Linked DNA regions of Homo sapiens: regions 1, 2 and 3 are each linked to region 4. Evidence: chromatin loops called from intact Hi-C (ENCODE). Cell type or tissue: A673. All regions are shown on one strand. Links, peaks and the distances in the headings refer to the core of each region. The heading gives the core; the rest is flanking DNA.

Region 1 (5,788 bases), core at 517-5,516, 370 kb after region 4:
GTGAAACCCCGTTTCTACTGAAAATACAAAAATTATCTGGGCATGGTGGTGCGTGCGTGTAATCCCAGCTACTCGGGAGGCTGAGGCAGGAGAATCACTTGAACCCAGGAGGTTGAGGTTGCAGTGAGCTGAAATCACACCATTGCACTCAAGCCTGGGTGATAGAGTGAAACTCCGTCCCCCACAAAAAAATAAAAATAAAACAATTAGCCAGGCATGCTAGTTCATGCCTGTGTTCCCAGCTACTCCGGAAGCTGAGGCGGGAAGATCCCTTGAGCCCGGAAGTTCGAGGCCACAGTGAGCTATGATTGCACCACTGCACTTCAGCCTATGTGGCAGAATGAGACTCTGCCTCTAAACAAAATAATAAAGTGGGAAGTTTTTTTTTTTTTAAACAATCATCAAATCTGGCAACTCATATTCCTGCCAGGCACCAGAGGCTGGAGTAGCCAACCCTTCAGGTGGCGTCTTGCTTTCTCTACTGGATATGTGAGACTCATTTATGCTGACACCTGGCTCCTGTGGCCACATAACTCGCCACCTTGATTTAACGGTTTGTCCAGGAACACAGAGGAGCTGGTGGGAGTTGGGATGGGATCTCCCATCTGCCAGGGTGCTGCTTGCCTGCTGTGCCCCACTCCACCTTAACTCTGGCAACCACTCCTGGGGTGCCTGTCCTCTGTCCTGCTTCCAAAGCAGAGCAGAGAGCATAAGAGTGGGCTTCTAGTAGGCTCTGTCATCCTCTTCTGCCAGTGATATGTCATTCTTCCTGACTTAGGGTCCTTCAATCCCTTCTCATGAGCCACTAAAATGTGTTCAAAAGTCTTTCCTGAACAGAAAGGATGAGAGCTCTTGGGATAGGCCTGGGGCTGGGGAAGCAGGGGCCATATTTATTCCTCATGGTGTCCCTCAGGTCTGAGCACTGTGTGTGGCTCAGAAAGCCAGTCTGAATGGTGACTGATGCACCCAATGCTGTCTGCCAAGTCCAAAGCCCTCATAGAGGGACCTGGGCCTTGTCTAGGTGAAGGGACATTTTCCTTCTGGCCAAGAGACTTCCAGCAAGAGGCTGGAGGTGGGAGCTTAGTGGAATGGTGGGGCTGGGGCTCCTGCTTTTCCAGGAAGGTGGGCTTCAGAGAGTGAGCTAAGGAGGGTGGTGCAGGTGAGGCCTGAGAAGCAAAGCCCCAGTCTCTCAGGCAGCCTCCAGACTGGCCATGCCTGTTCCCTGCCTAGAAGCTTGCAGCTAGCCAGCTCAGCTCAGTTCCTGCAGGAGGTTCTAGATCTGTAGTGAATGAAGAAAGTGCATTTCAGGGGAGGGAAGGGGGGTGGGGAGTCATGGGCAGATGGAGACCCAAGGTTGGCTCAGATGTCCCTCTTGGATACCCTTGGATTTAGGGTCAAAGCCCCGCTCAAGGTAGGCCTCTGCCGGAGGGAGCAGACACATATGAGGGGCTCCTGAGTTCACATAACACATGTTTGTTGAACACCTACTATGTGCTGGGCACTGAGCTGGGCTTGTGACTGTAGTGACATAAATAAGTGATGATGAGATCTGTGACAGCACTGAGCAGAAGGACAGGACCGAGGGTCCTGGTAGGCAGGGAAGTCCTGTTGCAATAGGCCACATTTTAGCTGACTCTCGAAGGATGAAGAGGAGTTAGCTGCATAGAGTGGGGCAAGAGAGTCCAGACAGAGTATGGCAATGTGGGACGGTCCCAGGGCAAGCCCAGGGCTCCAGAGACTGGACATCCAGGTGGCTGGTTGTGTGTGGAGGGAGGAAGTGGAGAGGCTGGAGGCCACACAGAAACACAATAAACGTCTGGATTTTGCTCTGAGGCTGCAGGAGCCATGGATATGTAACCAGTGGGGTGGGGGGCTAGACACACAGTGGGTCTTGTGCTGAGAAGGGACAGCATGGAGGCAGGACACTTAGGGCAGACACAGGTCCGGGGACTCTGGTGCTGGTACCACTGCCTGGGCAGCAGTGTATGGTGGGATGTGAAAAATACCTGCTATCCTGGAACCTTCCCCGCAGCCCCCAGGGACAGTGAGCCCTGTCCCAGTGGACGAGTGTGGGCTGGGGAGGCTTTTGTGAATTCTGTTGTGGAAATCCATCTTCACCCTGGGAAATCGAGTGCCCTTCAAAGGCCCATGCTGGAGTTCGCCTTAATCTGGGCAGACACCTTGTGGTTGCATGTCCAGCTCATGTCATTTAAAAATTCTCTTTGAGATATCCCAGGGCTGGGGTTGCTTTGTAGCTTAGGAAATCCACAAAGGACTCAATTTCAACAGGGACTGGGCCCATCATGGCACACTGCTGAAAGGCCTGTCCACGAGGAAGCTCCAGACATACCACAGGCCCTCGGCGTCCTGCGACAGCCAACACTGGTGGTGGTGGTGTGTAGCAGTGGGCCATGTGTCCAGGTTTGGGAGGGGAGGCAGTTTCTAAGTGAGAGGCCCCCATCTCCCAGCGCCTCCCACCTGGAACCAGGATGCACAAAGGCATTTAGACACTTGCATCTGTGTCTGTCTTCCATGCGGGACGATTCGGCAGCTCTGGGGGTTTCTGAGGCTGGAAGGACTTCCCTGAGCAGTGGCCAAGCCAAGGGGTGGCTTAGGGGAACGTTTTTGTTGTTGTAGAGACAGAGTCTCCCTGTGTTGCCCAGGCTGGTCTCAAACTCCTGGGCTCAAGCGATCCTTCCACCTCAGCCTCCCAAAGTGCTGGGATTACAGGTGTGAGCCACTGCACCTGGCTGGCTTCAGAAAACTTAAACCCACCTCAAATCTCCACCAGCCCCCTCCAACCCCCTAGTTAAATGTATGGTCCAGGTAAAGACAATGTGCCTGTTCTTCAGCTTCAAAACCAGCCCCAGCCCCTGCTCCTAAGGCAGACTGCCAGCCCCCTAGCCTGTCAAGCCCTCCCCAATCTGGTGACCTGACTAGACAAGCAGTGGGCCTGGGATCCTCTGAGCTAGCCCACACCTGAAGCTTCCGGAGAGCCAAGCCCAGCTGATGGGGGCCCAGCTTGTCCCAAGGTGGTGGAGGTGGTGGTTTCAGCCTGGCGCCTCCACCCCCTCTTGCCTGCCTCCTCACAGACCCATTGTGTCCCAGCTTCAGAAGTCACCGTCTGCCCCCTTCTGGTGGCTGGAAATTCTCAGGAAGCCTCCGATGGCAGGAACTCCAGCACAGGTAATGGGGTGAAGGTGCAGGGCTCCACCACCTCCCTGTGCCCCTCCCCAACCCTGACTGTGGCAATTGGTTGCCCACCTTATCAGGACAGGAGCCACAAAGGTATGCCTTTCACCTTCCCTAAATACTGTCATATACAAGTCACAGAAACAGGATGGAAACGAGGGACATTCTCCACCTTGAATCTTGCGGTCCATTGCCAGGCCAGCCTCCCTTCAGTGACCTATAAATCAATTTAAAAAATAATATGCTAAGTACCCTGGCATAGTTAAATCACACCATTTGTGTGTTAGAAGCATTAATCTGTGAAAGCTATTTATGTAAGTACACTACAAAGGTGGAAATTTGTGTTGATGCTTCTTCATTTTTACCACATAGGAACACTCAAAACTGGAAACAGCCTGGCCTTGCATGCCGCCCAGGACCAGGCACCAACTGAGACATGTAGATGGAGGGGCTTTGTCTCAGAAAGGCCTGGAGCCCAGGACAGAATCTCCCTGTGTTGGCTCTCCGGAAGCTTCAAGTGTGGTCTGGCTCAGAGGATCCCAGCCCCACTCCTTGTCTCATCAGCTCACTGAGTAGGGGCAGGCTGGACAGGCTAGGAGATTGGCAGTCTGCCTTAGGAGCAGGGGCTGAGGGCTTGTCTTGAAGCTGAAGAACAGGCACACCGTCTTTACCTGAACCATAAATTTCACTCAGGGGTTGGAGGGGCTGGGGGAGATGTGAGATGGGTTTAAGTTTTCCTAGGCCAGCCAGGTGTGGTGGCTCACACTTGTAATCCCAGCACTTTAAGAGGCCGAGGTGGGAGGATCACTTGCCCAGAAGCTTGACACCAGCCTGGGTAACACAGGGAGACCCTGACTCTACAACCACAACAAAACTGTTCCCCTAAGCCACCTCTTGGCTTGGCCACTGCTCAGGGAAGCCCTTCCAGCCTCAGAGAGACCAGAGCCTAAAAGCTAGGACCCAGGGCTCTGGGGTGAGCAGATCTGGGCTCAAGGGCAGCCTTCTTCGATGACCAGCTGTGTGGCATTGAGCAACTGACTCAACCTCACTGCGTCTAGTTTGCTCATCTGTAAAATGGAGCCTTCCGGATCCAGTAGCAGGGAGGTTTGGAGGGGATTGCAAGTGTAAAGCACGCAGCTCTGGGCGAAAGCCCAGGGAATAGGAGCAACCTCTGTGAGAGCTCCACATGCTGGCCCTGAGCATGCTTTCACTGTGACACAACGAGGGTTAGACCCACGATCTCTCTGCCATGGACGAGGCAGCTGGAGATGAAAGCCAGGATTTGCCCAAGCAAATAGCCGGAGAGCTGCAGTGCCACGATGCCGCCCTTTACTTTTGGATTCCAAGACCACTGATCTTTCCTCGTCCCATGCCTGCTTTCCAGGTGACTTGGTCTGCTTTCCTTTTCCCATTCAGTTCACAGAGCACCGGGCAAGTGCCAGGTAGGGTGCCCAGGCCTGTAGGGGAGGGAGGACCGATTGGGCTCCAGCTCCCCAGGACTCATATTCTCCAGAAGAGAAGACAGAAAGACAGACGGATGCTCAAGCAGCTGCGTACCAGGTAGGTGCTGCTCAGCACGATCGCCAGGCAAGGCTGCGCAGGTAATGTGGCTCGGAGGGCGTGCAGGTCAGCCCCAGGTGTGGGGAGTCAGGAGGGAGGTCCTCAGGTTCTAGGAAAGAGAGAGAGGCACAGACACAGCCCATTTTCTGACAGAGTTGAGAGTTTGTCTTTCCGGAAGGAGGTGGCTGGCTGCACACGGCCCACTGCACAATTCTTAGAGGATGTCAGTCAAGTGATAAACACCCAGTCAAACAGGATTCAGTATGAAAGGGGGTCGCTGGTTCTAGTATCTGAAAATGCCAGGGTGCGGCTGCCTTCCAGCACCAGGACCCAGGGCCTCAGACAATCATATCAGGAACCTGCTCCTTGCCTGCGCTGTCCTCTGTGTCTTCACTCTCAGGCAGGTTCACCATCCTCTCCCTTAGGTTGTTCCCTACCCGATCCCAGTTCGAGGATGACGTCCTAAGGGTTTGGCAGTCCCACCAGAAAAGGTACATCTGCAGGGTTCCCAGGAAGTCCTGGCAGAAGTCCTGAGGAGAGCTCTCATTGGACTAGCTGGAATCACGGGACCATCCCTGAACCAATCACCAAGGCTAAGCCAACGGAATATGCTGATTGGCCAGGCCCAAGTCACATGACGGCCTCTGTAGCCAGGGCTTGGGAAGTCAGTCCCTGGGGTTGAGATGTTCCAAAGGGCTGTGAACCGAAAATCCCTGCAGAAGGAAACCACACATGTCCACTGCAAAAAGTGGTGTTTTGTTATCCTTGAGTTGTTGTGTGTTCATTTGTTTGGCTCTTTCATGCCTAGAAGTTGATATTTTATGCTCAAACACAGAAAAAAGTACAAGCACCAATTGGCAACCTGTGGACTGAGACCCCTGACACTGGCTGCTTGAAAAAGGCCCCAGGGTGGACAAGAGCTGCACCACTGAATCTCCAATCCCAGAACACCAGGCTTTTGGCCCCATGCAGATCTGGGGCTGCCCAGACACCCATAGCTCCCTGGACAGCCTGGGTCTTAGCTCCTGGCATCCCA
Region 2 (5,788 bases), core at 243-5,242, 200 kb after region 4:
AGCAAGACTCTGTCTCAAAGCAAAATAATAATAATCAGAAAATCTCAGGGGGTGATAAATGCAAGGCAAGTATTGAAACAAAGGTGATAGGAGGCTAGGCGCGGTGGCTCACACCTATAATACTAGCACTTTGCGAAGCTGAGGTGGGAGGATTGCTTGAGCCCAGGAGTTTAAGACCAGCCTGGGCAACATAGCAAGACCCTGTCTACAGAAAAAAAAAAAAAAATTAGCCAGGCGTGGTGATGTGCACCTGTAGTCCCAGCTACTTGGAAGGCTAAAGCAGGAGGACTACTTGATCCCAGGAGTTAGAGGCTGCAGCGAGCTGTGACTGCACCACTGCACTCCAGCCTGGGCAACAGAGTAAGACCCTATTTAAAAAAAAAAAAAAAACAATAAAAGGTGTTAGGACAGGAACTGTTGAAAAGCAAAGAGGCAGCTTCAGCTCTGGCTATCAAAAAAGGCCTCTCTGGAGAAAGGACATTTGAGCAAACACTTGAATGGCACGAGGAAGCCAGGCATTTGGCTGGGCATGGTGGTTCATGCCTGTAATCCCAGCACTTTGGGAGGCCAAGGCGGGCGGATCACCTGAGGTCAGGAGTTCGAGACCAGCCTGGCCAACATGGCAAAACCCCGTCTCTACTAAAAGTACAAAAATTAGCTGGGAATGGTGGCGGGCGCCTGTAATCCCAGCTACTCCAGAGGCTGAGGCAGGAGAATCACTTGAACACGGGAGGAGAAGGGTGCAGAGAGCTGAGATTGCGCCACTACACTCCAGCCTGGGCGACAAGAGCAAGACTCCGTCAAAAAAAAAAAAAAAAGCCAGGCATTAAAAGGTGGAGGAAGAATAGTTTGTTTATGCAAAGGCCCCAACCCAAGGCCAGGTCAGGTGGGGTTTCATAAAGAAACGGGGAGAAGTTTGGCTTTAGTAACTCCTCCTTGTTGAGCAAGGCAGTGGCATTGCCCCCACCTAACCTGCCCTCTCTCTACACACTTTTAGTTTTCAAAGCATTCATCATTGCATTTATCAGTTCCCTCCTGCATTCAATCTGGCGTAAGCTCCAAGAGGGCAGGAAACCTCCATCCAGGGTCATTGATTAATCCCCGATGCCTAGCACAGTGCCTGGTCCAGAAGAGATTCTCAATAATGTTTGTTTAATTAAGTAATTATAGGCACTCAGTAAGTGCTCAGTAAATGTGATCATCAGGGCTGCCAATAGGGATCAAGCTGCTTTGGAATGAGATGAGACTCCCATCCCTGGAGGCATCCAAGCAGGACCTAGAAGAAGACATGCTAGGGACCCTCAGACCCAGAAGAGGCTTCCAGGTCCTCTTCCACTATGAAAGCTGTCAGGTCTGCCCTATGCCCAGTGCAAGGGATGGAGGGGCAGCTCGGGCTGCCTCAGGGACAGACAGCGTCTCAGCAGCCGTAACACATGTGCACCAAGCCGGAGAAGCCGCCTGCATTTCTCAATCACTAGAGATGTATTTGCACCTCAAAGTGCGGCCTCCTGCACTGCTTAATGAGGAAAGCAATCATTATGGGGGGCTTGCGGGCCTGGGGTCGGAAGGAAAGAAAAAACTTTTTTTGCCAACATTGTGTACAGAGTGCCAGGCAGAATGGACTTAAATCCTCCCTCAAAGGGCCCCCTGGGCAGGGCACTTCCTGCAGACAATTGGAACTTGGCCTGTAGGGTTCAACTTCCTTTGTGTTAACTAATTTCTGACTCAGGGTTTTCAGCTATTTCTTTCTAGAACAATACACTCACTGCAACAGTCCGCCGGTGCGGCTATCTTCCGCGGTGGCAGCGGCACGCTCTCCCCTGCCTCCCTCCTCAGCAGGAGGGGAGGGAGGTGTGAAAAGCCATCGAAAAGAGGTGGCTGGGAGCGGTCAAGCCCTGTCCCCCCACAAGTGCAAGTCTCATTTTCAGCTCTCTGGAGCCAGAATGCAAGACAGGACCCCAGGAGGGGTCTCGGAGCCCCCAGGATTTCTGGGCAAGCAAATAACAAAGCAGGCGGGAAAAGAGGGCACAGCCCCCAGAAGAAAACCTTCCTCCCTCGGTCATTAACCGAGCCCACCAGAACCCTCCCGCCTCCTCGCCCGCTTTCCCGTTTCTGTAATCTTTTTCTAATCTGCTTGCCGCTTCCTGCTTCCTCCAAACCACCTTAATTGGGAACTCTTTAGTTCACAAGGAAAGTTCATTTCTGCTCTCTGAGGACACCTATCGAGGGTAAGCCAGGCTCTTCATCATAATTCTTACCAGACATGGCTAATAATGACCCTCTTTCGCTAATGAAAAAAACACACACATGCACACATTGTGGCTGCGGTAATTAAGCCTGTGACGAGTTGAGTTGGAGAGAAATTAGATTTATTTACACGCTGTTCTGTTGCTGATGAAGCACAAGCTATCGGGAAGCTTTCTCATTAACCCTCGTTTACAGGGTGTGTGCTCTTTTGTGCCTCTACGAACCCTCTGTAAATTGTAGTTGGTTAAAAAATAATAATAATTAGCCATTCTTAGAGTGGAGTTTTCTCCTATAACTCTGTTAATCCTCGAGTTACACTGCCCAGATGCTGATGGTAATAAAATGCCCAAAGGACTTCAGGTCTGAGCTGCAGCCACATCAATGCATCAGCCAACAAGTGTTGCCGGAATGCCTGCCACCCGAAGACCCTGTGCTAGGGACCCGGTGGAGTCAGAGACGGCCCTGCCTCGGAGGAGATCATGAAATCTTCCTACTGGAAAGGAACTGGGTGAGTGGCTGATTGAGGCAGAAAGAATGATGCAGGGGCCAGACTGAAAGCCAGGCTGAGTCCAAGGTTCAGGTAGAAGAAATAGGGAGCCACTGGAGGTTTGTGAGTGAGGGAGGGGAGGCAAATGCAGTGTTTAAGCAAAATTAGATGACAGCCCACAGAGATGACTGGAAGGTTTCAGAGACAAGGGTTTTCAAAACGGACTTGCTGTTTTGAATCCTGGGGGCAGCCTGCATCAGCCCAGGCCGCCTATCACCAGTTACGACAGCCTGTGAGGTCTAAGAGGCTCTAAGTGTGTGGCCCACCACTATCTTAATGACAGCTCTCTCTTTGGAGGGACTGTCATTTTATTAAACACACATACAGACATTAAAATGCTTCCCAATTTCAGAAATGTTAGGCAATGACAAAATACACATCTTAGAATGAAAACAGCATGAACATCAAGCGCTTGGAAAACAGCCTTTTGGAAGGCCAGTCCCCGCCACACTGATACGGAATTGGACCCCTCCCCGGAGTTCCAACACTGGCCTAGACAAAGAGCACCCGGACTGCCACAGATGACTCCATGGCACCTTTCAGGGGCATCTTCCCACCAAATGCGTGTCTCGAAAGGTCCCTGCCCATCCCTTAAGCTTGGACCCAGGGAAGCTTCAAGTTGGAAGGGACCTAAGAGACCACCTCATCCAGCCCAGCTCTCACCTGCATGGAAAGGAGGAGGTGGCAACCATCACCACCTCCCAGGGCACACGGGCAAAAAGGCACGGGTCATGGGTGGGCTGAGAACAGGGGGAAGCACCCATGATGAGTTCGGACACTTGTGAGCACCCCTGAGGACAAGTCCATTGCGAGATGGCGGGGGGAAGCCAGCATGCGCGGGGAGGGGCAGACATGAACAGGCCTCAGAACCCATGTCCACATGGCTGCATAATTCCTTGTTTTCTTCTAGAGTGTGTGGCACTTTTAAAAGCCAAAGTCCTGCCAAAAGACAGAAACCCCACCTAACTATAGTGAGAAGTCCCATTTTGTGTCACCAACACACAATAGACAACTGGCCCTGTGCAAGTGTTTTTGTTTTTCTTATAAATTACTTGTCACGATGCACAATGACAGTTATTTCTTTTCCATTACGCTGTGCAATGTTGGGACTGAATCCAACACTCCTGTGTCCTCCACAACAAAGACAAAAAAATAGACTTTTAATCAACGCTTATTTATAAATGAGGCCAAGAATTTCCATTCTCATTTTTTCCTGTTTCCATGTGCTATTGGAGATTCCATAGGTTCGTGATGCTCTTCCTGACTCAGCTTAAAACTGGCTACACCGACATCTCCTACAGTCTGAACTTCTAACAAAGGGAGCCTTCAGTAATGAGTCATAAAACCACTATCCTGTTCCCATGTAGAGAAGATTAGGTGAATAAGGAGGCCAGCCCCCTGCTCCTACCAACAGCAAGGCTTGATCAGCCACCTGCTTGAAGTTAAGTTTCCAGGACATGAGGAGCACCTGCATGGTGAGGACTGCAGAATGCTGTTGACCCAGCATTTGAAAATCACCATAGCCCTCTCCCATAGAACTCACCTGTCAGTAACTTCTAAAATTCAACACATCCCTCAGGCTATTGTGGACACCCAAACCAAGCCAGACACGTGACCACCTGCCTCCAAATCCCCCTTGGGTGGGGTGAGGAGCCCGGCTCAGCAGGAAATACACCCCTGTCATCAATTCTGGTGAAGAAAGGCCTCAAAGACAAACACCCCACGTGCCCTGGACAGCCCCAACAGCAAACTCAGGTTTCCCTGCCGTGGCAGGTGGGAGATTAATTTCCCCCAGTGTACTGAAGGGGAAAGAAAGGGAAAGAAAGAATGACGCACAGGATCTCCTTTCCCCTCATGTTAATCCTCCCCTGACCCGCCCTCGGCTCCTCCCCTCCACACTGTTGGTCCCCCTGCCTGTGGTCACCCTGGTTCAGGACTGCGGTACCTCCTCCCCAGGTGACTGTAAAACATCCCTGGCATCTCCAGCCTCTCATCAAACTCTGAGTGAACACCTGCTAAATGGTAGGCACTTCCTGCCTCGCCTTCACCTGCCAAAGGTAGAAAATGGTTTACCCGGGAGCCTAATCACCAGAAGCTTCCAGATCAGGAATTGTTAGAAAGGAATTTGTTTTTTTGAGACAGGGTCTCGCTCTGTCACCGAGGCTGGAGTGCAGTGGCATGATCTTAGCTCACTACAACCTCCGCCTCCTGGGTTCATGCGATTCTCCTGCCTCGGCCTCCCGAGTAGCTGGGATTATAGGCACCCGCCACCATGCCTGGCTAATCTTTGTATTTTTAATAGAGACAGGGTTTCGTCATGTTGGCCAGGCTGGTCTGGAACTCCTGGACTCAAGTGATCCACCCCCCTCAGCCTCCCAAAGTATTGGGATTACAGGGGTGAGCCACTGCGCCTGACCAAAAGAATTTTTAAAATAATCAGCTGGGCATGGTGACTCACACCTGTAATTCCAGCTACTTGGAGGGCTAAGTAGGGAGAATCGCTTGAAGCCAGGACTTCAAGACCAACCTGAACCACATAGTAAGACCCCATCTCTACAAAAATTTTAAAAAATATCCAGGCATGGTGGCATGCACCTGCAGTCCCAGCTACTAGGGAGGCTGAGATGAGAGGATCGCTTGAGTCTAGGAGTTTGAAGCTGCAGTGAGCTATGATGGCACCACTGCACTCCCAGCCTGGGCGACAGAGTGGTCTCCAAAAAAAGTAAAATAATCATCACTACAAAAAAAAATTACTCCCTCATGTTCCTTAAAGAATGGCACTCCAAGTCTAAATTATAGTGGCAAGGGGTACACACGTGAGTGACAGAACTTTAAAACAAAGCAAGGGTGTGATCACCATAAAAGTCAAGCTAGTGATTCTTTCTGGAAGGAGAAACAGGGATGGGGAACAAGGATAAGCCTTCCGAAGTAGCTTGCAAAGTTCTATTTCTAGACCTGGGAAGTGGTTTCAATGGCGTTCACCTTATAAAAATT
Region 3 (5,788 bases), core at 456-5,455, 150 kb after region 4:
GGAAGCTCAAACACACTCAATTTTGTCCTTTAGCAAATTCTTCTCTTTCACTCTTGCATGAAGAAAAAAAATCTCCCCACAGAGTTTTTCTCTTCTTCCTGGTGTGGATCTGGGCCCCTGCAGTGCCCTGTGTAATTTCCAGTTCCTCAGAATTCAGGTATTAATAAAGACCCCATGGGGACTTCCAACAATATAACCCTACATTTTGAGGCATTATGAAAGGAAACCCCCAGGGGTCTGTGGCTCAAATTTCTGAAATGTAGGCATTGTAAAAGGCACCCCAGGGGATGCCCGCAATAGAAATCTGCTGAATTCAAAGCATTTTGGAAGTCCTGGTGGGAGTCATTACTCCCACTGGAAGCTTTTTACAAAACATGTGTTGCTGACATGTTGACAGATTGCTCAGTGAAGTGTTTAGGTGCATGCACAAGGCGGGCCTTTGGAGACGCTCACACTGCCAGCGAGTCTCTGAACGCTGGAACCGGTACCATCCATATTTCATAACAGGGGAGGCCAAGGCAGCCAGGGACGGGAGAAGTGTTCTCCAAATCAGCAGCGAGCCTCGCACCCCTCTGCCGAGGAGCCACTTCGAGTGGGCCAGCCCCATCCTCGCCTTTGGAAGCTGGTTTGTGCAGCACAGCTGTGACGGCCCTTGTATCCCTGCCGAGGGCTTTACTGAAGGAATCTTGAGGCGACCTCACTGATCACTGCAAGGCGTCATGCCGATCAAATTGAGGAGGGGGCAGGGTGGAGGCGGGGGGCTGGCGGGCCCCTCACCTCCACCCCCAGCCCTCAAGGAGAGGCTGGATGGCGGGAGGGGGTCAGAACAAGGGGCACGCTTGGTCTTGACAGCATTAAGCTCAAGAAAGTGATCTGTGACTTTAATAAGGCTGAGAGGCTCCGAGGAATTAGCTGCCTAGGTGATGGGGGCCAGAGATGGATGGAAATGTATTCATGGCCTGGTGGGCCAAGGGCCAGGCTGGGGCCCTGGGGAGGCTGGCTCACCCACAGCCCCACACGCTTCCAAGCTCTCATCTCCAAAGGAGTTTCTCGGCCACAGACCCATGTGTGCTGGAGGAGCGAGTGCCAAGCCAACCTGCCTGTGTGCACACGCACACACACACACACACACACACACACACACACACACACACTCCATGGCAGGATAAAGCACCATATGCTCATGTTCATAAAATTTTAAAGGTAAAAGCAGATGTAATTTGATAAATGTGTACATGTGTTGATACGAACACATGCACCAACACAGGCGCGCAGGCATGCACACGCCCGCATTCCAATGCTGGGCCCTCCTCCCTCCTGGGCTCTGCGGTTACCGCTAGAACCTCCCCACAGGTGCACCAGGACCAGAGAGGCGACCTGCTTAACCGTGTCATGGCCGCTGGAACACACAAAGAAATCTCCTTTAGAAATTTCTTTCTTGAAAACATTTATTCTTTTTGAACTGTACTCTATCCATTACGTCAGCTTGGGGTTTTCCTTCATTGAATTTTTTTTAAAGCATGTGAAGGAGTAAAAATCATTTCTGACTTCAATTTAATTTTTAGGCACAACGGCATTTAGAGTCAGGGATGGGGTGGGGGTTTCCCAGGGCAGGGTGCCCATCCACCCAGCCCTACATTTTTCAGGGACTTTACCTGCAGGCTGGAAATTTACTCTGGATCTGGGACCAGAATCCTATCCTCAACCTGGTGGCCCTTCCTGTCTTTTTCCTCCTTTCAGGAGAAAATTACATTTCAATGGACAAATGGCTCTTCCTAGAGAAGGGTGCAAGATTCCACTCTCCCAAGGCCCCTCACAGACTTCTAGGGACAAAGGCTCCAGAGAGGCACCTAGCAGGGGAGCCCCATGGGGTCAGCCCAGGGAGGCCCAGCAAGGGTGGATCCGGCTCTGCTGACTTAATGGATTCCTTCCCACCAGCTGTCCTGGGTGAGAAGCTGCTAAGGCTTCTGGAGCTGGCTGGCTCCTAGGTCGCCCTAACTCGCTGGGCTGGCAGGGGTTGTTTATCTCCCAGCTCCTCTATGCCCCACCCTGGGTTCAATGCATCACCAGCTTGTGCCCAGCCCAGTGCCCGGCACATAAGAGATGAACAGGAGCCCTGTGGTGAGTGAAGAGGTGAGTGAAGCAACTGATGAGTGATGCGCCCAGGCCATAAATAAAAGCCATTTAAGTCTACCCCAGTAGACTCCATTCAGTGCAAGGGAGGAAGGGCAGGTTTCCCCTTCAGAGTGGACTTCAGAGAACCCTGTTCTTCAAAGAGGGCCTGGAGGCAGAAAGGGATGACTGAGCCCGGGTCTCAGGGATCCACTTTCCAGAGGGCAGTCTTAGCCCCTCTGGAACACCCTGGCTGTGCCATAGCCAGAGGGGGAACACAGGAGCAGGGGCATAAAGAACTGAAAAGGAGAAGGGAAGAATCTTCGCTAGAACCCCCTTCTAGGGCATCTCAACTCCACTCCATGACACTCCACGAAAACTCCCACTAAGCATGCCACACCTATAACAGGAAATCCAGAGGTGACCTCCCTCCTCTGGGTCCCTCAGTCCTACCCACAGGGCTCTGACACCTTTCTCCTTGGATGACAGTAACCCAGTGACCAACTTGTCCCAATTTGTCTAGGACTTCCCCAATTTTAGAACTGAAAATGCTACATACATACCAGGAAGCCCATTAGTCAGTCAGTCATGAGCAAACTGGGATAGCTGTACCCTCACCCCCAAGACTGTGAGCTCTGTGAGAGCAGGAACCAGCATAGAGCCTGATAGAGAGGAAGATGCAGTGAACATTTGCTTACTCCATGCATGCATGCTTGAATAAATGAAGGCTTTGTTCCCAGGCTCCAGTAGATCTGGAGGGAGTATGAAGGTTTGTGTCTCATCACACACAGAGGACAGAATTCCACTCCCATGTAACTGCTATGCAGAGCACACACACACACCAGACTCCCAAACACCACAGTGCCACCTCAGCTGCACTGTGGGCCTTCAAATATGGCTGCCAGAGCTTGGAACCAGGCATGAAAACTTCCCAGCTCCAAGGGACCTCCACTTCCAACTGGAGTCTCTCCTGCTCATCAGCAGCCCCAGGCCACCTAGAACTCCCTGGGCTCCCTCCTGGCCTGGAAGCCACTTACAAACCTGTGCCAACACTGCCACCTCCAGGAGGCCACCCTTTGCACCCACTCCTGCCTAGCCCTTCCAGCCTCTTTGTTGCCCGAGCTATTGGCCTGCACTTTTAAAGGTTAAATGACAGCACGGTGGGCTGTCCTGTCTTCTTTCTGGGAAAAAGGTGGGAGGGCACTTGGGATGGGAGAATAAGAAGGCCTTAAATACAGGCTTATCTGGTACATCAGGAGACAGATGTGAATGCAGGAGAATTCATTCATTCAACAGAGTCAAGGCCCCAGCCCTTCACAAAGCCTGCCATGGTCACAGCATGGCAGGTGGATCACTGGGATGGGGAGTGCCCTCTGTCTAGCTATAGGGCACTGTAATACACACCTGAGCACAACCTCACAATGGAACAGTATAAAGCCGATTAAAAGGAGGCTTTTGGACAATATTAATATGATAAGCTGTTTACAACCTATGGGTAAACAAAAACAAAGCAGATTGCAGAACAAGAATGTGGATGGATGAATGCCAAAATGACTCTCTGGATCTCTAGGTTATAACTGGATTTTCTTCTTTTCACTTCTCTGTACTTAATAGACCTTCCACAGTGAGTTTATTTTATTTTTTGTGCGTGATTTTGAGACAGAGTTTCACTCTTGTTGCCCAGGCTAGAGTGCAGTGGTGCGATCTAGGCTCACTGCAACCTCTACCTCCCTGGTTCAAGCGATTCTCCTGCCTCAGCCTCCCAAGTAGCTGGGATTACAGGTGCCCACCACCACGCCAGGCTAATCTTTGTCTTTTTAGTAGAGATGGGGTTTCGCCATGTTGGCTGGGCTGGTCTTGAACTCCTGACCTCAGGTGACCCACCCACCTTGGCCTCCCAAAGTGCTGGGATTACAGGCATGAGCCACTGCGCCCGGCCCCACAGTAAGTTTATATAGCAAGCATAAAACAAGAAAAATGTATTTTGAGAAACAAGGGAGTGTCCAAGTGCTCCATTGCTTCTGGGAACCCCAGAGAAGGCACGTGGACGACCATCTGTGTAGAGGTCAGGAAAGGCTTCCAGGAAGACTGGAAGGATGGGATGGCTTTACAGGGAGGCACACTGCGGGGTGGTGTTTAACGCAGAGAGAACAGCGTGGGCAAGGGCACCACACACTTCAAAGGCAAGGGTGAGGTGGGGAGTGGTAAGATAGCCTGGAAAATAGGGCCAGACATGACCACAAATGGCCACCCTAGGAAAAAAAATGAATTTTGGTCTCATGGGCACTGGAGGCTGTCAGTCCTCAGAACTGACCCCTCACCACTCCCCATCAAAGGTGAAGCCAGTTTGCCTTGAAGAACTAGTTTCCATTTAACAATTGGACCCTCCGTAAGATGGGCAGGACTGTAGTCCCAAAAGGATAGAGCCTTCAAGTTCTCACCTCCAGGCCAGCCATGGCCACAGCTGCCTGGCCAATCAGACAGACACGCTGGAAGAATCCCATCCCTGGGTACCAGCATTGACCCTCCAGTCCTGTGCTCTAAAGGGGGCTCACTGCCTTGTGGGGACCAGGGCATGCTGCCCCACCATTCACAACAGAGCCAGGTGTGAACTGGGCCCAGGGCCACTCCACCGCCTGGAGGCAGACTTCCAGCCACTGGTGGGATGGCTGCCACCAAACACAGAATCCAGGTGTCAGAAGGAAATTAAAACAAATGACCCTGCCACATTTTTTATCATCCATTCATAAAAAATACAAGAGCAACATGGAAGAAAAATAGGTCACTTCAGTGAGATTTACAGCAACTTAGAGATCTAAACATCACCCGAAGGTCTTCTGCCTCCATCTGGCTTCAAAAGGCCAGGTCTGATTGACCCAGAAACAGAAGAGAAAGTCCAGAACCCAGACAAAGTGAGGTAATGGCTCCGGGCACCAACAACACAAGGGCACCTTCGGCCTCACATGGCAGGTGGTCCCAGGACCCATGACTGCCAGCCAGGAAGGAGAAACCTATAAACAAACCCCCAGGACAACCCACACACCTGCCCATGCTATCCACAGCAGCCAGAGGGATCTGTTAAACACACACACCGGATCCTGTCACCCTTCTGCTGACCTCTTCCAATGGCTTCCCACTAGGCTTGGAATAAAATCCCCACCCCTTTCCATGGCCTGCGAGGCACTATGTGATCTGGCCCCAGCCCCATGCCATGCCCTCACCTCACCGCTCCCTGGGTACCTACCCCCGGGGTCCCTGCCGGTACCCCGACGCCCTGTGTCACCTCTGCTTCCCCAGGGCCTTTGCACATGCTCTCCCCACTGTCTGCAGTACTCTCCCCACTAGGCTCCACCCACTTACCTCTTGCTCCTCTCAGACCCAGGGTCAAGATGTGGGGAGAACCTATATACAGAAAAGAGCATTTGTCAGGCATGGTGGCTCACGCCTGTAATCCTAGCACTTTGGGAGGCCAAGGCGGGTGGATCACCTGAGGTCAGAAGTTAAAGACCAGCTTGGTCAACATCTTGAAACCCCGTCTCTAATAAAAATGTTAAAAAAAATAGCCAGGTATGGTGGCAGGCGCTTGTAATCCCAGCTACTCGGGAGGCTGAGGCAGGAGAATCATTTGAACCCAGGAGGGGGAGGTTGTAGTGAGCCGAGACCACGCCATTGCACT
Region 4 (5,788 bases), core at 531-5,530:
CTTTTCTTATATTTTATTTTTTTGAGACAGGCTCTTGGTCTTGCTCTGCCACATAGGCTGGAGTGCAATAATGCAATCATAGCTCACCGAAGCTTTGAAATCCTGGGTTCAAGAGCTCTTCCTGCCTCAGCCTCCCAAGTAACTGGGACTACAGGCATGCACCACCCCCACGGGCTATTTTTTTACTTTTTTGTAAAGGTGAGGTCTTGCTAGGTTGCCCAGGCTGGTCTCAAATGCCTAGGCTCAAGCAATCCTCTTACCTTAGCCTCTCTAAGTGCTGGGATTACAGGCATGTGTCGCCGAGCCTGGCCTATTTTTATTTTTTTTTAGATATGGGGTCTCACTCTGTTGCCCAGGCTGGAGTGCAGTGGCATGATCAATTTTATATGTATTTCTTAATAACAACCACTCTTAGTAGATTAGATGATAATTTTAAGTCTTTTTATGAAATAACGTCTTTCCCTGGCATAGGGCTCCCCTGTTTATAAGATTCTCTCATAACATTTTCATTAGGGTTGCTCAGAAGATGAAGTGAAAGATTCTCCATTAGATGGGGAACTGAAGCCCCCCAAAAGTGATATGACTGAACCAAACAAATTTGCCAAGTTAGCAACAGGAAGAGCAATGCCTCCAGCCCAACACAGTCCCGCCTTGGAGGCAGAGGGGACTCCCAACTGCCCCTCCAGTGCCCATTCCTTTGCTGGGCTTCATGGTCCCCCCACAACAATGATATCTTTTCTCTCCTGACACTGGCACTGGGCAGACTTAGAACAGGATGCATCCATGCTGGAGAGCCCCAGAGTCAAGCTTATCCAGCTCCCAACTTTACAGACCCCACACCTGAGGCCACAGCTCCAACTCCACATTCAAACCAGGAGTTTGAAGCATGCCTAAGGACTTCCTCCCTTCCCCAATCCTAGATCCTCAGGTAGTAACGCCGGGCATAGCAGCCCAGGGAGCAAGTGCACTAAGAATGAGCATTCTACCTCTACCCATTTGCCATAGCTCGGAGGCAAGACCCACACCACCTTCACAGCCCACCTTGGTGACCACACCTTGACCCAGGCCCCCAAATCCCAACTACCTCCTAAACAATCTGGCCGAACATCCTCTCCCTACTTTGTCCAGTCTAAACCATTTCAACAGGGTGCTCTAAATGCCAAGAATCGACTGGGCAGTGGGTGGTGAGCACCCAGGGTGTCTCCAGGACCAGTTGTTCTGAAAATGCCAACTCAATGTTCTCCATTTGTTTTCAGGGACTCATTACATTAATAGGCCCCTATGGTATCACTTTGGCTATTATAAATGGTGGTTCTTCTGCTTGACTGTGAGCTCTCTGATCTCCCTGAATTATTTTCAGTTGGCTTTTCTGATATGGAATCATTATATGATTATTGTAGGAAATTTGCAAAATACAAAAACAGATAAAGATCGCCCTTAATTCTACCCCTGTTAGAAACCCACTGTCAAGATTTTGGTCTGTTTCCCTCTGAAGATATAAATCTTACACGAGACCTTCAGGACAAAAGCACCTGGCACAGTGCCTGGTACACAGCTGGTGCTCGACACATGTAGCTTGAAGAAATCTGTAAGAACAATCAAAGAATGAGTGAATTTGGATGTAAAGTGCTTTAAAACAGCACTTTAAAATTAAGAGCTTGGTCAAGATGGAAACTGGGATGTAGACAACTCACCAAGGAGTATCATTTTCTTCTGTATTTCATGGGTTCATTTCATAATTAAATGTTAAAAAAAAATTAAGAGACCTCATGGACACATATTAAACACACCTACATCAAAAACTAGGATTTTTCCCCCTAAAACAAAAATAAAAACAAAATACACTGGTCATTCCTTAATGATCCTTAATGCCTATGTCAGTAGGTCCCTCCCACTCCAAAATCCTAGCCCTTGCCACAAGGAAGAAGCTGGGAAGGAACCTCTCCAGTCTATACCTGGAGCACCAGTAATTCAGTTCAGGCTGTGCAGGGTGGCATCCAGCCTACAGGCATCACTCAATAAACAGAGGCAACATTTACTGAGCCCTTACCATGCCAGGCACTGTGCTAAGCACTTTGTGTGTAGTATCTTATTTAATTTTGACAATGAGCTTCTGTTGTCCTCTGCTATTTTTTCCCATTTTGTAGACGAAAGGGTTAACACACGGGTTAAGTAGCTTTCCTAGGACATAATGCTAGTAAGTGTTGAAGGTAGGACATTAATTCAAGAAATCTGACTGCAGAATCCTTGCTTTTGATCCATACACTATAATGTCTCATGGATTATGAACAGATAGATGGATAGATGGTGGATGGGTAGATGGACATCTGGCAGGTGAATGTAACCATGGACAGGTGGATGGTAGATGGTAGATGGAAGAATGAATGAGTGGGCGGATGGAAGGATAAGTGTATGGGTGAATAAATAAATGGATGGAGGGATGGTGCATGGATGGATGGACAGATGAAATGAAGAGGTTGGTGAGATGGAGAGATGGATGTGTGGATGGATGGATTGATGGGATGAGGAGGTTGAAAGGATGGATAGATGGATGGGTGGATGTCAGGTGGATAATAGTCATGTGTCAGTCCAGATCTGCCTCCTTTCCTTAACCCAATGCCTCAGCACTGGAGCACACACAAGAAGATGATCCACAAGGCTGCTCCCATCAAAACTACAATAACATGAGAACCACAGACCTGCTTCCCTCCCATTGTACCTAGGAATTATTTCCACTCAACCCATCAAAGGGCTGAGTTTTCAAGCCCACAAGATCACTGGTCTCTTCCGACCTTCGGAGCTTTCCAACTGTGGACAGTAGAGAATTTAAAGGGCATCAGGTAAAGGCAAGCCACATACAGAAAGAGGCAGTCCATGCAGCTTGCCCAAAATACCTGCTCTCATGCTGAAGACTGACTTTGGTTTTGTTCACTTCCAAACATTCCCTGTGGCTCTCATCACTCTTCAAGTCAGAGCAGAAGTGCCCCCTCTTCTCCAAAGCCCTCCCTCTCACCCTAGGCAGAATCAGATGCCCCTTCTCAGAGCTCCCATACAGATTTTTCTATCCCAGCGTCTCTCACATTGATTTGCTAGCTGTCCTCTCCCATGGGACTATTCACGTGAGAGCGGAGATTTCTGCCCTATCAACTCGGAGGCCCCCACAGCCCCCAGTTCAGTACTTTGCACAGAGAGGAACTCAATAAATATGTGTGGAATTGATTCCAACATCCCAAACTGAGACCTCCACAGACTCTGCAGCCTCCCCCTACCCCTCTTGGCCACAAGTAAACAAGAGTTCAGCCACTGGGCTGCGGAATTTAGCCACCTGCAGTTACTTCTTTATCCACAAGAGAGCACAGTGTCTTGAAGCTCAGCACAAATTCTTTTGTAAATGCCTCGTGTACTTATAGAACACTGTATAACTCAAAAATTATAATTAAAATGTCTTAGCTCCTGTATTTATAGTAACATTTAAACTACTGTGCTTTCTTGAAGTCAGTCATTTACTTGAGAACAGCACACTTTACGGTGAACAGATCTTTGAAACAGTACCACGGGGATCTAGCCCAGGCACATGTAACTCAATATATGTCAACAGCTGTAAAAATATTGGTGGGAGAAGGCAGGAAAAAAACTATGAGCCCAGATCAAGTGCCCTGTCTCTCATATCTGACTGTTTTCAGCTGCTCCCTCCTCTTCCAAATAATTGGGCCATTTTGGTGCCCGCTGTCACACAAGGCGGGCCCTCTTTGAGGCTGGATGATCAAAAAGGTTATAAATGAAAATGATTTCGATGTTGGCGGCCTAGAGAGTGACCAGGGCGTGCAGGGCGGCAGAGGGGCTGTTCTAATCTTACCAACTGCACGCCGCCATCGGAGAGTATTCCTAGGGCGCGAGCAGCTCCCCAGGGTGAGGCCACGGTAAATTCTGCCTAATCCCTTCTGCATACAAATGAGCGCCTGGCAGGAGGAGGGAGGGGGGCAGACGCCGCAGCCCCTGCCCGCTCCTCCTCCCCGGGTTGGCTGTCTTGGCTGAACAAACAAGCCAGCGACAGTGGAGAGGGCTGCAGCCTGGGTGGAATGAGAAGGAGGAACTCCCGGGGCCACCAGGGCTAGGGGAATTACATGAGGGGATCCTAGGAGCAGGTGGCCCTGGGGCAGTGTTCTGACCCTCTGACCCCAGGGGGTGGTGGTGGGGACACGGGTGCTTGGGTGGAAAACGATGGCATGGCTGCAGGCCCCTGATATTGGCCCAGGTGAGAGAATGAAATGGCAGCAGAAGCAGCCTCTGGGCTGGGGCTGGAGGAGCTGCCAGGTGATGGGGCGGTTTGGGTGGGAATCTGTCCTTCTGAAGGCACAGCACTGAGTTCACAAAGATGCAGAAACTCATCTCCCATGAAGGCCTCAAGGATGGTAGAAGGCCTCCTCCCACCCACAGGATGAGCACGCAGGAGGCCCAGGAAAGGCCAGGAGGAAGAGCCTCCATCCTGAGCCCCCTTGGTTCCAGCCCTGCAAGGAAGTGATCAATTCAATTCTGGCAGCCAGATCTAGAGAAGGAGTCTGGGCCTGGGCACCTGGGGCCCCCAAAGCCAGAGAGGGCTGGCTCCAGAGGGGCTGAGCCTCAAACAGGGAAACAGCCCACAGAGGGGAAAAGACGAGGGTCCCACCACAGAGAGAGCCAACAGACAGCCGGACTGGAGCTACACAGTGTCATCCTGCAGTGCTGGAGGTTTCTGAAGCCAGTTTTGCTTGCAGAAAAACAGAGGCAAGGACTGTTTTTGAGATCAATTCTGAACCTGGTGGTTAACTCTCCAGGGCAGGCGTTCATAACTTGGACCTGTGGATGGAGCTTGTGGGGCCCCAGACCCCAGCAATGGTGGGCAGATTTCACAGGTGCACTGCATTTGATTGTCACAATCTCTGCACAGGGCTAAGGAGTGACTTAAATGAGTTAAATAAAGGATGCACAGCACTTAAACTCTGCTTGGCACACAAGCACCCCAGGAGCATTAGCTAGTATTAAGATGTTTACTTGTTGGGGGCAAGGAGAGAAAGTTCCATGGCATGAAAAAGGTGAGTTGCCCTGGCAAAGATCCTGGCCCCAGCCCTGGGTCACTTCCCAACTTGAAAGTGATGCAGGATAAGAGGAGTAGGCCCAGAAGTGGCTGTAGGGGCCCTCCCCAGTGTGCAGGAGAAATCATGTCCTTTGCTAAGTAATGGACCCATCAAGAGGCCCAGGTACCTGCACAGATATGCAAATCCACACAGCTCAAAAGCTAGCATCAGCCCAATTCTGCTAAGGGATCCACACACACCCACACACACGCACACACTTGTACATGCACACACATCCCACGTCCACATCTTCCATGAAATCAGCAGGAATTGCACATTTTGAGGACCCAATTAAGCTCAGTGTGTATTTGACAACCTTTCAACCTCCAGAAGACATTTATTTTTACAACACTCTCCAGCTGAGAAATTACTAGGTTTCTGCCCTTTCCTGAATAGTCTTGGCATTGGGAAGCACCAAGGTGTACCTGGAAGCGAGCGGGGTTTTGGGGGGGTCCCACCTGGAGGGGCCCAGCAATGACATCAGAACCACTCAGTAAGGGGGTCTCAGAGGCAGGGATGTCCGAGGTGGGGGCAAGTCCTGAGCTCCTTAGGGGCCACAGGGGCTTCCCTCAACCTTGGACATCCCTGGCCCAGGCTTGCCCCAGGCATGGCCTGAGTCAGCTGCCCCTTCCACCTTCTCACCATCCCCTGGACTCCTAAACACCACTCTGAAA

What was found. Peaks named below come from ENCODE experiments on the same cell type or tissue, not always from the same donor. Only the 100,000 strongest peaks of a DNase experiment are listed, where the experiment ranks them.
Region 1: it touches region 4 in a loop (5-fold over the local background); 9 of 110 quality-filtered maps call a loop at or near these places.
Region 2: it touches region 4 in a loop (2.7-fold over the local background); 3 of 110 quality-filtered maps call a loop at or near these places.
Region 3: it touches region 4 in a loop (1.9-fold over the local background); 3 of 110 quality-filtered maps call a loop at or near these places.

Annotation. Positions count from the first base shown.
Region 1 is chr16:49,918,905-49,924,692 of GRCh38, forward strand. No RefSeq gene overlaps it. Among named protein-coding and RNA genes, the nearest start is that of ZNF423, 66 kb to the left of the region's middle. RefSeq lists an enhancer at 2,702-3,433 and silencers at 4,110-4,293, 5,276-5,448. In A673, for the core only: CTCF peaks have their summits at 3,138 (motif pointing left) and 3,341; DNase peaks (open chromatin) are centred at 3,117 and 5,347.
Region 2 is chr16:49,753,228-49,759,015 of GRCh38, forward strand. The region is part of intron 2 of ZNF423 (zinc finger protein 423); the gene reads right to left. Among named protein-coding and RNA genes, the nearest start is that of ZNF423, 100 kb to the right of the region's middle. RefSeq lists enhancers at 725-1,383, 1,384-2,042. In A673, for the core only: CTCF peaks have their summits at 2,239 and 2,438; DNase peaks (open chromatin) are centred at 1,634 and 2,174; H3K4me3 peaks cover 1,032 bases; H3K27ac peaks cover 1,414 bases.
Region 3 is chr16:49,701,797-49,707,584 of GRCh38, forward strand. All of the region lies in intron 3 of ZNF423 (zinc finger protein 423), which reads right to left. Among named protein-coding and RNA genes, the nearest start is that of ZNF423, 150 kb to the right of the region's middle. RefSeq lists enhancers at 1-742, 1-295, 3,022-3,121, 3,024-3,704. In A673, for the core only: a CTCF peak has its summit at 3,206 (motif pointing left); no DNase peak of the experiment used is centred there; H3K4me3 peaks cover 354 bases; H3K27ac peaks cover 1,700 bases.
Region 4 is chr16:49,553,336-49,559,123 of GRCh38, forward strand. The region is part of intron 5 of ZNF423 (zinc finger protein 423); the gene reads right to left. Among named protein-coding and RNA genes, the nearest start is that of LINC02179, 90 kb to the left of the region's middle. RefSeq lists an enhancer at 4,181-5,068. In A673, for the core only: CTCF peaks have their summits at 3,347 and 3,551; DNase peaks (open chromatin) are centred at 1,536, 3,356 and 3,946; H3K4me3 peaks cover 639 bases; H3K27ac peaks cover 1,791 bases.